Linked DNA regions of Homo sapiens: region 1 is linked to region 2. The links are chromatin contacts, found by Hi-C or POLR2A ChIA-PET in ENCODE. All regions are on one chromosome and are shown on one strand. The core of a region is the stretch at or near the end of the contact, and the rest is flanking DNA. Distances in the headings are between cores, read along the strand shown.

Region 1 (6,477 bases), core at 2,703-5,202, 460 kb before region 2:
GGCGGGCAGCCCTGCCTCTGTGCCCAGCCCTATTAACTGTTGGCCTCCCAGTTGCTGAAGCCAGCCAACAACATCCCCTGCCATTTGAAGTGCTTATTGGAAAAGCAGATTTCATCTTGGCTGGAGCTCTGAGCAGTTCCTTGTGTGGGGTACTCCCCAGGGCTGTAATTGAACACAAGAAAGCGTCGGCCTACTTTTGGCATTCCTGCTTTCATCTCAAAGACACATTTAAAAATTTATATTTAAAAAATGTCAGGGAAAGGGGCCAGCATGGCTCGTGTGGCCACTGGTGCCAGAACACCCAACACAGCCGCTCCAGGAGCAAAGGCTGCGGAGGATGAGACAGGAGAATTAGGACCATACCGTGTGGCAGTGCTCCATGCCCAGCTTCCGGGAGCTTGCCTGTGTGGCCTGAACAGTGAGGTGCTTTTGAGGCTGGGCCTCTGTCTGATCTAGGCTTTGCAGAGCAGGAGTTTGAGGGTTCAGATCAGGTCCCCCTCACAGCAGTCCAATTGGGTGAGAATTTTCTAAAAGCTGGGGGAAGAGGGTAGTCCAAGACCTACTTGGACACTCACCCCAGGGTCTGGGCAGCCTGGCTAGCAGGAGATGCACTGTCTTCCCAAGCCCCACCTGTTGTGCTGCTGCGGAACGTGGTTCCAAGGGCTTCTATCTACACTGGTGACTGTGGGTGGGAGAAAACCACTGAGGAAAAAGACCTACTGCTCCTCTGGCAGGATTCTGAAAACAGTAGGTGTCTAACGGATGTATGTTAGCTTGCTCTCACATGTGAAAGGATTGCAGTTAAGCACAACGCAACCTTTTTCTACAGCTCTTAGTAAGATCTTCTCTAGGGGCCATTGTAAAGCTAAACCACGAAGCTTCATGGAGGGCTGAAATAAGATAGCATACACTCAGAAGCCTGGTCTCTTAGGGACCACCCGCTTCCCTGCACAGGGTTACTGTTGCACTGTCAGCTTGTGGCCCACTATGACCCTCTTAATCTTATTCAGGAATTTTTGTTTATAGGGAATCATCATTCTGTATGCAATTGGCTTTCCCTCTGAGTGCAGGATCCTGCACTTATTTTACACTAAGATCATTGATAGCTTGTGTTTTCTAAAAAAGAAAAAAAAATTGCATGCCTTACAACAAAGAAAATACATTCAGTAAGATTATTAAAATAGTTATCTTATTTTCAGGACCACAGGAAGAAGGAGGGAAGTAAATATACAAAACCTAAAACTGTTATTAAATTTAACTCTGAGGCTCTTGGCAGCCAAGACAAAAATAAAACAGGGAAAAGTAAGTGGATTTCTTAGGAGAGATAAAATTCACCTGGCTTTTGAGCTCTAAAAGAGATTTCCTAAGGGGCTCCTGTCAAGTGATACAACAGACCAGTGGGTTGACCCCAGTTTTATGCAAAATGGCCAAGTAGTTTTCAGCTGGATTTTTTTTTTTTTTGTCATGACCCTTAACCAGCATTTAGGGCATCGTAATGACTAGTCTGGGAAGTGAAAGTGATCTTGAGGGGTAGAATAGAATATAGGAAACTCCAAGAGAACTGATAGAATCATCTGGCCTGTTCATCATGCATTCCATACTTAAGGGTACTTTGAGTAGGATCGGGGGCAAAAAAGAAGAAAGGCTAACTGCAGAGGTATAAACATACAAGACAGGACATGTCTCAGGAATCATTAACGCTGCACCACACCACTACCCCACCCCACCCAGCAGAAAATGAATCGCCTCATGAAATCAGTGAACACCTAAGTTTTGGTGTTGGTGTTGATGTGCACGTATGTGTGTGTGTGTGGGAATGTCTGTGGGTATGAATGCAAGTCCTCTTCCCCTAGCCCAGCACAGCCCCCACCACAGAGCAAGAGAGCAAGGCTGTCAGCATCCTGAAATCAGCTCTTCTCTAGTTGATTTTGATAACCAGCCAAAAATGCAGGATCTTTTCAAGGCCTGAAGATCATTAACTCTTTGGAAGAACAACAGGAGAGTTTTTGAATGCTGGGACTGACAGCCTGTTGGTGATAGGCTTAATTACTCCAATTAAATATTCAGGAGCAGAGCCAGGCAAGCCAACAGAATTAGGGGAAGGAATCTTTGCTCCACGGCTGCAGAATTCCGTGCTAGACGGCATTGAGCTTCTCTAAGATGAACACTAGGTTCCCAGGCTCCCAAAGTCCTGACTTTTGATGGTATTTTCTCCCCTCTGGGAGGCACTGACTGTAAAAGATTTATCATTAACTGAGGACCTAGTGTGTTCCAGGGCTGTGCTAGGCCCTGGAAGTTCTGACAAACAAGTTCCCTTCTATGGAGGAAGTACAGGAATCGATTTCCCCACCCCACACTTATAATTACCAGACAGTGTAATCCCATGTGGGATAAGAATTAATAGGAAATCAAAGTTAATTCTCAAATTCTACTTTTCCCAGACTGTGGGTTTTCTTCCCTGGAACCGCAGGCCCAGTTTCTTTCTAGATCATGACTGGCACCATCACTGACCTTTGGGGTGTGGCATGACGTTGGCATATACGCTGTAAGTTTGGTTGCCACAAAGTCCCTTCTGAATTCTAATAATGGGGCCTTTCCTTCTGGGTGGAAAGTTTCTGCCATAGCTGGGGTGGGTCGAGCGTGGGCACTGAGTAGCCTCATTGGTGAGGGGTGGCTGCCCTTGCATTCTTCTGCTCAGTGGCCTGAGGATCGACCCCTGATAAGCCACTGCCCACAGCCACAGGACAGGACAAGCTTCCTGACCCATGTGGAGATGGAATCCATGCCCTATTCTCCTTTCATCGGTGCTCTAGCTAAATGAGCAGCTGACAACCCCAAACTTTATCTCACAGCGGGGACTCTCTGGCCTGTCCGAGATCTGCAAGTGGGGGGGATGGAGCTACAATCTGGGTCATGTGTTTATCTCTAGCCTTGGGGTCTCAGCCATTTCCCCCACAATACTTCAGTGTACCGCCATGCCATCAGCATCAAGAGGTGCTACAAAGAGGTTTGATTTTGTTCTTTTGCAATACACAGCAAATAATTTCTTTTCAACCCAGTTGTTCTTAATTATCTTCTGCCTCAAAACACCTGGAGGATTTTTGGTGCAGTCCCTGGTACCAGCAACAGCATCGCCTAGGAACTTGTTAGAAATGCAAATTCTGGACCCCACCCCAGGATTACTGAATCAGAAACTGGGGGTGGGAACAAGCGGTTTGGGCTTTACCGGGCCCTGCAGGTGCTTCTGGTGCAAGCTCATCTTTAAGAACCACTGAGTAAGAAGAACTCACCATGACGGGAGTTCTCGGTCAGGAGAGGCTTCCTGGGGCGTGTGCCAGAATCTCTAGAATTGAGGATGGGAGTGGCACACAGGTAGTTTGAAAAAGCCACTAAACTCATTATACTCTCTCCCCTGCCACCTTACCCCATTCTGAGAATCATTGATGTAGAAACTGATTTTGCATTGGAGGAAATGTCTCACCCAACTGCCTCCGTGTTTTGATGACTTTTTTTAAGCTTCAGAAAGTTCATTACACCATTGGGGTGACTTGTGTTTCACCTCAGATCTCCTTTCATGGTTGTATACAAAGAATTAATTTATACAAGCTGGGGCTTAAAAAGGGAGAAGTTTCCCCACAGTGGTTTTGTCTCGTTTGGCTTTTGCTGATTAGGAGTTGGTTGGGTCAAAGGTCCACCCTAGGAGCTAGAAACCCACCCTCGAACCATGTACCCCCTTGCCAGCTCCTGGGGCAGGGGTCTTCTGGCCCCAGCAAGTGCTCAGGTTAGGAGGGGCCCATGGATGGTCAGGAACGGCATGCTGCTTTGCTCATAGCCAAGCAACCGTGCGCATCTGCATGAGGATTTTTTTACAAGTTTCTTAAAGGAAACAGATGTCAGCAGCCTCTTTTTCATTGCCCGCAACAGGGAGAAGACACACCTAAGTTGTCTGAATTGCTTGCAAACAGTGGTAGATGTGGGCATTTTTTTTTCTCTAAAAAGATTATATTTGGGAAGCCACCCCCAGCATTTGAGGGGATGCTGGGCGTTTTAACAGTAAGGAGAGTTTACTTTAATCCACCTCATCTCGCTGCGATCTGCAGGTGTTCACGCTGCTTCTGCTTGCCAGGAAAACAACGAGAGGAAGGAGACTGGCTTCTTAGAAAGCATGTTTTCCTGTGGAAGCGGCCCACAAAACCTGCTTATCTGGGTGACAGGCTCCCCCTTCTCAGAAGGTGGTATTTCCCTTGTGGCTACACAGGCAGGAAGCAGGTGGCAGGGAGTGGACCCACAGCATCCCCCACAGCGGGCCCTGGGGTTGCCACCAACCGTGGCTGGGAGCTACTCTCCTTGATTGCTGAGTGGCTCTGTGGCTCTGGGGGCTGGAGTCAGCCGATGTGCTTGGCAGATCTGGAGGGTGGGGTCTCTGCTGACTGCGGCTGCTTGCTCTGGGAGTGGATCGGGGACTGATCCACTGGCCCAGCAGGAGCCTGGCTGGATCCCTCTTGCCCTGGGGGAAGGGAAGCCCGTTGTGTCAGGAAGACTCTGCCTGAACTCTGACCTTTCCCCTCACTAGAATGCAAGCCCCACAGGCAGCAGATCCTGTGGGTTTCATTCACTCAGATATCCCAAGCATCTTGAAGGGTGCCGGGCACACACTGGCTTCTCAATACATGTTTATTGACTAAATAATTGGATTCCTCTCCCATCTTCCACCCGCCAGCCTCCTCTTAAACATGACAAAGAATCCAAGGACTTGTGCTGGGGCTGTCAGCTGCTATTCTGGTGCCCTGGGGACGAAGAAGGGATCTGGAGGGAAGACTGTCACCCTCTTGCGAATGTTTCCAAGAAGCAGCTCAGCATGGGAGAGAAAAGGGGAGATCCCAGTTCCAGGAACACCTGGCCAGTGTTTCACCTGTTTATCGGAGTTGACAGGACCAGCCAGCCCTTTCCCACCTCTCCCCATCATGATGGATGGGAGCCTGGCCTTTGAGGTAAGAACAGATGGGGTTACAGACACTGGCCTTTGAAGACATCTGGAGCGACTGCTTCTCTGGCAGTTCACTTTTAAACCGGCACTTCACCCAGAAGTTGAAGGACCATCTGACAGATGCATAAGGGGTTTGGTGTTGAAGAGAGTTGGGCTAGAGAGTGTCGCAGAGCCCCGGGACTCCTGCGGGTTTAGGATTCTGGCTGAGGGAAGTGTGGCAGGGGCTCCCCACTCACAGGCTCCAGGCTGTGTGATCCGTGGCTGAGGACCCAGACCCTTAGACTTCAGGCACCCTGCAGGGGGTCCCATTTCAGGCAGGACTTTGCCTCCACAGCCCCACAGCTCTGCCTTGGACCAGAAGATTCCAAACAATTTAAACTACTAGTCATACTGATAGAATACTAGTAGTTTGCAAAGAAAAATATTCCCTGGGCCTTGAGGAAGCAGTTGAATTGTGATGGTGCCTATGAACATCCTAGGGCCATGTGTTGTCATTTTCAAGCTTCCCCTCTGCCTAGAGGTGACAACCCTGGTCCCGTGGTGCCCTCCTTAGTGAGCTTGGCAACAAATATGACAACATGAGGGTCACTAGGAAAGAGAAAAAGAGCAAAGAATAGATACAAATGTGATAGGGTACCCTGGTCTTCAATTAGAGAAAGCTGGTCATTTTACAAGAAGCCCTAAGCCTAGCCTCTTCTAAGCTCGGTGAGAGAGGCAAGAGCAGGAAAGAGACTGGCCAGAGGTCGCCCAGGGACCCAAGGAAGCCCTGAGATTTGATGGCTATAAATATAAGTGTATGAATCAGAATAGCACCGGGCAGGCTAGGCATGGTGGCTCACGCCTGTAATCCCAGCATTTTTGGAGGTGGAGGTGGGTGGATCACTTGAGCACAGGAATTCGATAACAGCCTGGGCAACATGGCAAAGCCCTGTCTCTACAAAAAGTACAAAAATTAGCTGGGTGTGGTGGTGCACACCTGTAGTCCCAGCTGCTCAGGAAGCTGAGGTGGGAGGATTGCCTGAACCCAGGAAGTCGAGGCTGCAGTGGTTGGTGATTGCGCCACTGCACTCCAGGCTGAGCAACAGAGTGAGACCACATCTCAAAAAAAAAAAAAAAAAAAAAGCACTGGGCATCTGGCCTGTGCCCATTTAGGGTGAGGTCCTGTGGTTTCAGGTACTGTGATAATCTGCCCATTTTGCCATTCATTAGCTCATCATCCAATATATGCCTTTTGAACACCTAGTACATCCCTAGCACTGTGCTCACACAGCGGGGCGATGGCGAACAAGAGACAAGGTTCCTGTCCTCATGGAGCTTACAGTCCCGCTTGCCTTACACGGACTCGCTGAGCCTTCTTCTCGGGTGATGCCTCAGCTTCCTACTTCACGAAGAAGATAAAAGCAATCAGAAGAGATGCTCACGAGCATCTGTCCCCACCTCACCCGCTGCCTCACCGCATGCCCGCGTTTTGTGTCTGTCCCTCTCCTGTT
Region 2 (6,716 bases), core at 1,319-3,818:
TTGGAGTTGTGGTTAGATTAGAATCATTTCCAACTGTGCTCTGTGGAAGTCCTGGAGACCACTGTTAGGTGGCCAGGACAGGTTGGAGGAGAAGGGAGAAGACAACTGCCACCCCACTCCTCTGAATTTAACCAGAATGGAACTTTTCTGTTTTACACACTGGATTCTGCAGCTAGGAAAACCTGAAACTATGTGTTTAATTATCACCAGGGTCCCTTCTAGTGCTAAGAATCTGAACTTCCCCTCGCTCCTCAGTTGGGCAACAAGTGAGTTAAGACTCCTGGCCCCACCTTGAACACTGCTGTCTTCCCAGGGTTCTTCCTTTTCACCTTCCAAAAGCTACCTCTCTTCCATCTTCTCCCCTCACCACCTCAGCTTTAGAAGGAAACATGTTCGCCGGTGCCTGAGAGGCTGTCTGAGGAAACCTGCTCTCAGAGCACAGGGAAGCCGCGTCAGCATGCTGCCCTGTGCACAGCTTCCTGGAAGGGGTCTGCTTACTTTTACTATTGCACTGAACAAATGGAAAAGAATTTGGGACCATTGCAAAGACCTACAGCCAGGGCAGCAAGGATGGTGGTGGGAGCCCAGCTGAGGCTGGGGCTAAGATTAAAAACTGGGCTACTCTTTACTATATAAAAGGAAGCAAAGCCAGGACTTAGCAGAGTGCCTCAAAGTATCACCAAACTGAGGGAACAGAAAAGATTTTCAGCTACTCTCAGTAAAGGGTGTTGCTATTTCAACTTCCAAAAGCAAAATGAAGCTGTAGCCTGCAAAGGAATGAAGTCATCTGTTCACAGACCCACAGGTGGAAAACTTTCTAAATAACATCGCTCAGCTTCCCACATTTGAGAACACAAACATTGAAGCCCAAGAGAAGTGACTTGCCCAAGGTTACAGAGACAGAGGCAGAATGTGTGGTTGGGGGAAGGAGCACTGTCTATAGGGTCAGACAAGCCTAAGACAGATCAGAACTCTGTGTGACCATAAGCAAATTCAGTAACTGTATTAGTCTGTTCTCACACTGCTAATAAAGACATACCCAAGACTGAGTATGTTATACAGGAAAGAGGTTTAATTGACTTACAGCTCAGCATGGCTGGGGAAGCCTCAGGAAACTTACAATCATGGCAGAAGGGAAAGCAAACACATCCTTCACATGGTGGCAGGAAGGAGAAATGCCTACCAAAAGGGGAAAAGCCCCTTATAACACCATCAGATCTCATGAGAACTCATTCAGTATCACGAGAACAGCATGGAGGTAACCACGCCCATGAATAAATTACCGCCTACTGGGTCCCTCCCACCACGTGTGGGGATTATGGGAACCATAATTCAAGATGAGATTTGGGTGGGGACACAGCCAAACCATATCAGTAACCTTTCATTTTCTCATCTGTAAAATGGGGGTAATAATAGCTACCTAGCAATGTTACCATGAAGACTAAATGAGAAAATATTTGTGAAATGCCTGACACAAAATAGTGTTCACTAACTAGTAGGCATTATTAGAATAAGGTATAAATTCCCATTGTGTACATTGTGTACATATGGTCCCTTTGAATGACAAGGAGAAACTCACAATGACAGGGCTGTGTTGGGCACTGCCTGGATCTCCCTGGGTGTTTAGTGGAAATACTACCCTTGGGGGTGAGATTTTTCTGCAGCTATCTTCATGGTTCAGGAGAGAGAGAGTCCTTCTTGTCCTTCATGAAGTTTTATGGTGACTTCTGTGCCAATTCAAGAGGAGCTTCTGAATCCGTTTGGACAAAGACAACACATGAACCACTGTGGGGCCTCAATTCCCTGCTGAAAGACTGTGTTCGTTCATTCAGCAAATACACATCTGAGCACCTACTCCATGTCAGACACTATTCTAGGTGCTGGGGATACAGCAGTGAACAAATAAAATCCTGTCCTCATGGAGCTTACATTCCAGCAGACCCTAACAATTCACAGGAAAGTGGTGACAGGGCTGATGTCAGGCTCTGAGGCCCTTCTGTTCAGAAGGCTCTTCCCTTACATTGCCCCAGCCCCTTTCTCTTTTTCCTTCCCACAGCCTCGGCTCTGTTCCCTCCTCCATTCTTATAATTCTCCTTTTATAAGCCACTCTCCATTTAACTGGTGGATTTAAAGCAAATAGCAATTGTGTTAAGAAGCAGGAAATATGATACTTTACACAATGATGGAGAAATCAGAAAAATTAAGGCTTGTATAAATCTCTTCTCTAAATTGTGCCCATAGGCCAATTAATTAAGCTGCTTTTGCCTTGTGTCTGTTGCAGCTGATACATTTCTTTCTGAAAATGGCTGGCCTGCATTAGAAGGGCCCTCCCCACTCCCAGAGCTCAGGTTTGGGTGTGTCTTTTAGAGTAAACATAGCACCCCTGACCCCACCTCCTTTATCACTTGGCTCTGGCTGTGAAAAGAAAGAGAAAAAAAGTAGGTTTGTTTAGTGTGAACTCTTTTTCTGAAGCCAACAGGGAGAACAAGATTTGAAACAAGAGGAGACTGAGTTGGGTTCAATGGTTAACCAGTCAGATTAATGAATGCTAGAAGGAGGAAATAGCCAGTAAGTAAAGAGGCAAGAAAAAATGTCTCCCCGTGGTTCAAAAGCCAACTAAAGTTTACCAAGAGCTGTGACCTGTGGTTAAAATGTCCTCAGAGGCCAGCTCTCATCTGATTTCAACCTGAAGCCCCATTTCCTATCAAGAGAGCCATTTGGCTCCTCTCTTAAGCTCAGCAGCCCTGAGGTGTGGTAGCCTCACGCTGACCCATACAGAATGCAACAGAACTGTCCCTGCTGCAGAAGTCTCAGGGTTCTGCCCCAACTGCATAGACTTCTTTCATGGAACCGGCTCCTCTATCCCCACAAGGCTTCTCCCCAGCACAGCTTCTACCTAGAATCAGACGGAGAGCTTTAGACCAGGTAAGAACTCTGGGCCAATGTAAATCAGGAGCGCCAGGCTGTCCCAGCCTCTGCCCTGACTTGCTCTATGAGTTTGGCAAATTCCTTAATCTGCCCATGCCTCTCTTTCTGTGTTGTTAACATGATGATGTTGGCCTAGAGCAGGGGCTGGCAAACTTTTTATGTAAAGAGACAAATATAATATTTTAGGCTTGTAGACCACATGGTCAGTATCTCTCTCAACTATCCAAAGCCACCACTGTAGCATGAAAGCAGCCACAGATGGGTTGTAAATGGAGGGGCGTGGTTGTATTCCAATAAAACTTTATTTACAAAGACAAGTGGTGAACAAGATTGGCCAGTGGACTGTATTTTGCCAACTCCTGGACTAAATCTCTAAGGATCTTTGCAACACTGAAATACCGTACTACCTGGATTGTTTTACAGAGAGAAAACGGAGGCGTGGTGACACCAAGTGACATGCTCCAAGCCGCTGAACATGTTGGTGGCAGAGCTAGAACTCGACACCAAGTCTCCTGGCTTTAGTCCACTGTGGCTCTCAATCCTCGCACACGCAGAGCACAGACCGTTTTTGGTACACGAGGCTTACCCTGGGAACTGCCCTCCCTCTGTGGCTTGGCGAGGGGGGTCGGGGGAAAGGGTAGGGAGGATGTGAGGGGTGGGGAGCAGTGCTCTCTCTGCCTGTTTCAGGAAGGCTCTCTGGTTTGGTGAGAGCCCACACTTTGTTAAGTGAGATAAGGGACACTACAAGAAAAGGAGGGGGTGGGTGGGCAGAGGACATCACGCTGCTTATTTTGAACCTGGGAAAACTGTGCCTTAGGAGAGGGAAGTCCTGCATATTTCATGCTGTGACTTCTTGCTTCCAAACTGCGTATGCTGGCCTCCTTTTCACCCAGATGGTGCTGCAGGGAACAAGGCCCCACCAGTGTGTGCTCTTCCTGTGTGTCCAAATTTCCACCAAAGAGGGCTCCTCCCAGGAGATTGGCTGCCGAACCTGTTCTTCCACGGCAGAAGCGGCGCAGCTAGCCCAGCACGACTCTGCTTATTGTTACGCTTCTGCCACATGTGTGTAAATTTGTAAGGAACTTGCCGCTCCTGGCTGAAGACCCAGGGAGCTTTTGCGCTGTTAATCTGTTTTCCTTTTTGCCCTCAGCCTTTGCTCTTCAGGGGAGAGGCCGTCGATAAGGTCCAATGGGGTGGGGTGACACCTCTTGGGCTCAGAATCTCAAGGGTCCCAAGGTCCAGTCAGTGAGAGCCTTCTGTCTACATGCCACCCTGTCCCCTCTGTGTGGAGCCCTCAGCAGGACCCTGGCCACAGGGCTCTGGAGCAATAATATTACCCCATGACAACTGTCGTGACTGCTACCTCAAAAAGTAAGACAGTCCTGCCATCTACGTTCATGGAGCTCCGAGGAGCAGCTCAGTTCTGTTTGTTGTGACAGGATTTTATAGCAAAATTTGCATGAAAGACATGAAGCTCAGCAATTGGTTTGCGACAGAGGCGTTTTCTTGCCAAATGAGGAAGTGAGATGATCAGAACTGGCTTTAGCATGAGCCTGGATTGGGGAACTCAGCTGGTTCTGGGCTCATACAACTTCACCTGTGAAGGTATATGGAATTCATGGTCAGCCCACATCTTCTAGCTGCAGGTTCAGTTCAGGGTGATCCCTACCTGGAGTTCTAGACTACCAGGCCAGTTTTGGAGGGTCCCGAAGGTATGAATAAGTGGTCCTGCAAACCCCAGCCCACCCTCACATATCCTAAAAGAAACTATGGCAGTTGGAGCCTGAGTTTTCTGGGTGACTGCTTCTCTATCTTTGTCTCTCTCTCTCGCCCACACCCGCCATTACTGCCAAACTCAGTTGCAAGGATTCCTGACCTATTTTTGCTCTCTAGCCTCTGCCTTTGCTGACAATGTCAGCCTCTGCTTTGAAAGCCCTTCCCTCTCTGGGCTGCTTCCATTAGTCCTTCAGCTTCCGAATCTTATGGCTCTCACCATCCCTTTCCTTGTGTTTCTGTTATTCATATCCCAAAGCCCTTCCAAATAGTGATATTCTCCAGGGCAAGGATCCTCTCCAATTTATTATCATATCCCTGGATCCTCCTATGACCTTTGGCATAGCTGTTGGAGGAGTGAGCAGATGAGTGAGTAAGTAACTGATCTTCTCCTCACCCATCCTCAGAGGAAGACCACGGGACAGGTGTGAGTGGTGCCTCCCAAAGATACTCCAAATACCAACCCCTAGCACCTGTGGATGTGACTTTATTTGGAAATTGGGTCTTGGCAGATGTCATTAAGTTAAAGATCTTGAGATGAGATCATCCTGAATTTAGAGTGGGCCTTAAATCCTGATAAAGAGACAGAAAAAGAGAAGACACAGAGACATACACAGGAGAGAGCCATGTGAAGCCAGAGGCAGAGATTGGAAAGATTTATCTATAAGAAAAGCCAAGAACTGCCAGAAGCTAGGAGAGAGGCATGGGATAAATTTTCCCATTCCTCACACCATTCACAAAAATTAACTTAAAATGGATCAAAGACTCAAATGTAAAGCTAAAATTATGAAAACCCCTAAAAGAAAAGATGGGATAAATCTTAATGACCTAGCATTAGGCAATGGTTTCTTAGATATGACTCCAAAAGCATGAGCAACAAAAGAAAAAATAGTTAAGTTGGATTTCATTGATACTAAAAATATTTGTATTTCTAAGAACACCACCAAGAAAGTATAAAAGACAGCCAAAAGAATGGGAGAAAAATTTTGCAAACCATATATCTGATAAGGGGTTTGTATCTAGAATATATAAATAACTCTTAAAACTCAATACTAAAAAGACAATGAACACAATCTGAAAACGGTCAAAAGACTAGGTGCAGTGGCTCACACCTGTAATCCCAGCCCTTTGGGAGGCTGAGGCGGGAGAACTGCTTAAGCCCAGGAGTCCTCATCAATTTCTTTTTGGGCAGGAATGTTGTTGCATGCCTATAGTTCCAGTTACCCTGAAGGCTAAGGTAGGAGGATGGCTTGAGCCTAGGTGTTTGAGGTTACAGTGAGCTATGATTGTACCATTGCTCTCCAGCCTGAGCAACAGAGAGACACTTGTTCTCTCTTTTTTTTTTAAATAAAGGCAAAAGATCTGAAAGCTATTTCTCCATAAGACTATATACAATGATCAATAAACACATAAAAAGATGAGTCATTAGCTATCAGGGAAATGCAAATAAAAACCACAATGAAATTATATAACACTAGATGGCTGTCATAAAAAAGACAAATAATAAAAATTGTTGGTGAGGGTGTGGAGAAATCAGAATTCTCATACGCTGCTGGTGGAAATGTAAAATAGTGGAGAGACTCTGGAAAACAGTCTGGCAATTCCTCAAAAGGTTAAACATAGAGTTACCACATAAGCCCATTCTATTCCATTTCTAGGTATATAACCAAGAGAAATGAAAACATACACCCATGCAAAAATTTGTGCCAAAAGTTCATAGTAACATTATTCATAATAGCCAAAAAGCGCAAACAACCCAAATGTCCCAAATGTCTATCAAGTGATGAATGGATTAAAAATTGTGTTATACCCAAACACCAGACTATTACTCAGCCATACGAAGGAGGTGCGCACTCACGTTACAACACAAATAAACCTTGAAAATATTATACTAAGTGAAAGAAGCTGGTTACCAAAAAAACCCCCACATATTATATGATTCGATTTATATGAAATGTCCAGAATAGGCAAATCCATACAAGCACAAAGTAGATTCTTGGTTTCCCAGGGCTGGA

The links. Hi-C counts contacts between places; a loop is a spot of excess contacts on that map. ChIA-PET counts read pairs that join two places held with the same protein, here RNA polymerase II (POLR2A). Pooled maps may share reads with other maps.
Region 1: a loop to region 2 is called in a map with no recorded cell type, with 5 times the contacts of the local background. The contact joins the enhancer-like site here to the promoter of LINC02038 in region 2. A Hi-C loop is called at or near these places in 3 of 168 maps with a recorded cell type or tissue (Caki2, MCF 10A and PC-9), 8 of 37 single-sample maps with no recorded cell type and 7 of 50 pooled maps. POLR2A ChIA-PET finds 5 or more read pairs at or near these places in 1 of 52 experiments (MCF 10A).

The regions. Positions count from the first base shown.
Region 1 is chr3:194,304,271-194,310,747 of GRCh38, reverse strand. LINC00887 (long intergenic non-protein coding RNA 887) reads left to right here. Exons shown (of 3, transcript NR_024480.1): 2 at 4,721-4,991. Among named protein-coding and RNA genes, the nearest start is that of LINC00887, 5.3 kb to the left of the region's middle. RefSeq lists enhancers at 1,334-1,383, 2,937-3,086, 3,597-3,836. Within about 2 kb of position 3,952, at least 5 of the 41 ENCODE cell types and tissues checked have a DNase peak (open chromatin) inside an H3K27ac peak, as active enhancers do.
Region 2 is chr3:193,839,861-193,846,576 of GRCh38, reverse strand. LINC02038 (long intergenic non-protein coding RNA 2038) reads left to right here and starts at 2,568. Exons shown (of 3, transcript NR_146718.1): 1 at 2,568-2,925; 2 at 3,352-3,499; 3 at 3,822-5,749. RefSeq lists a silencer at 3,874-4,057.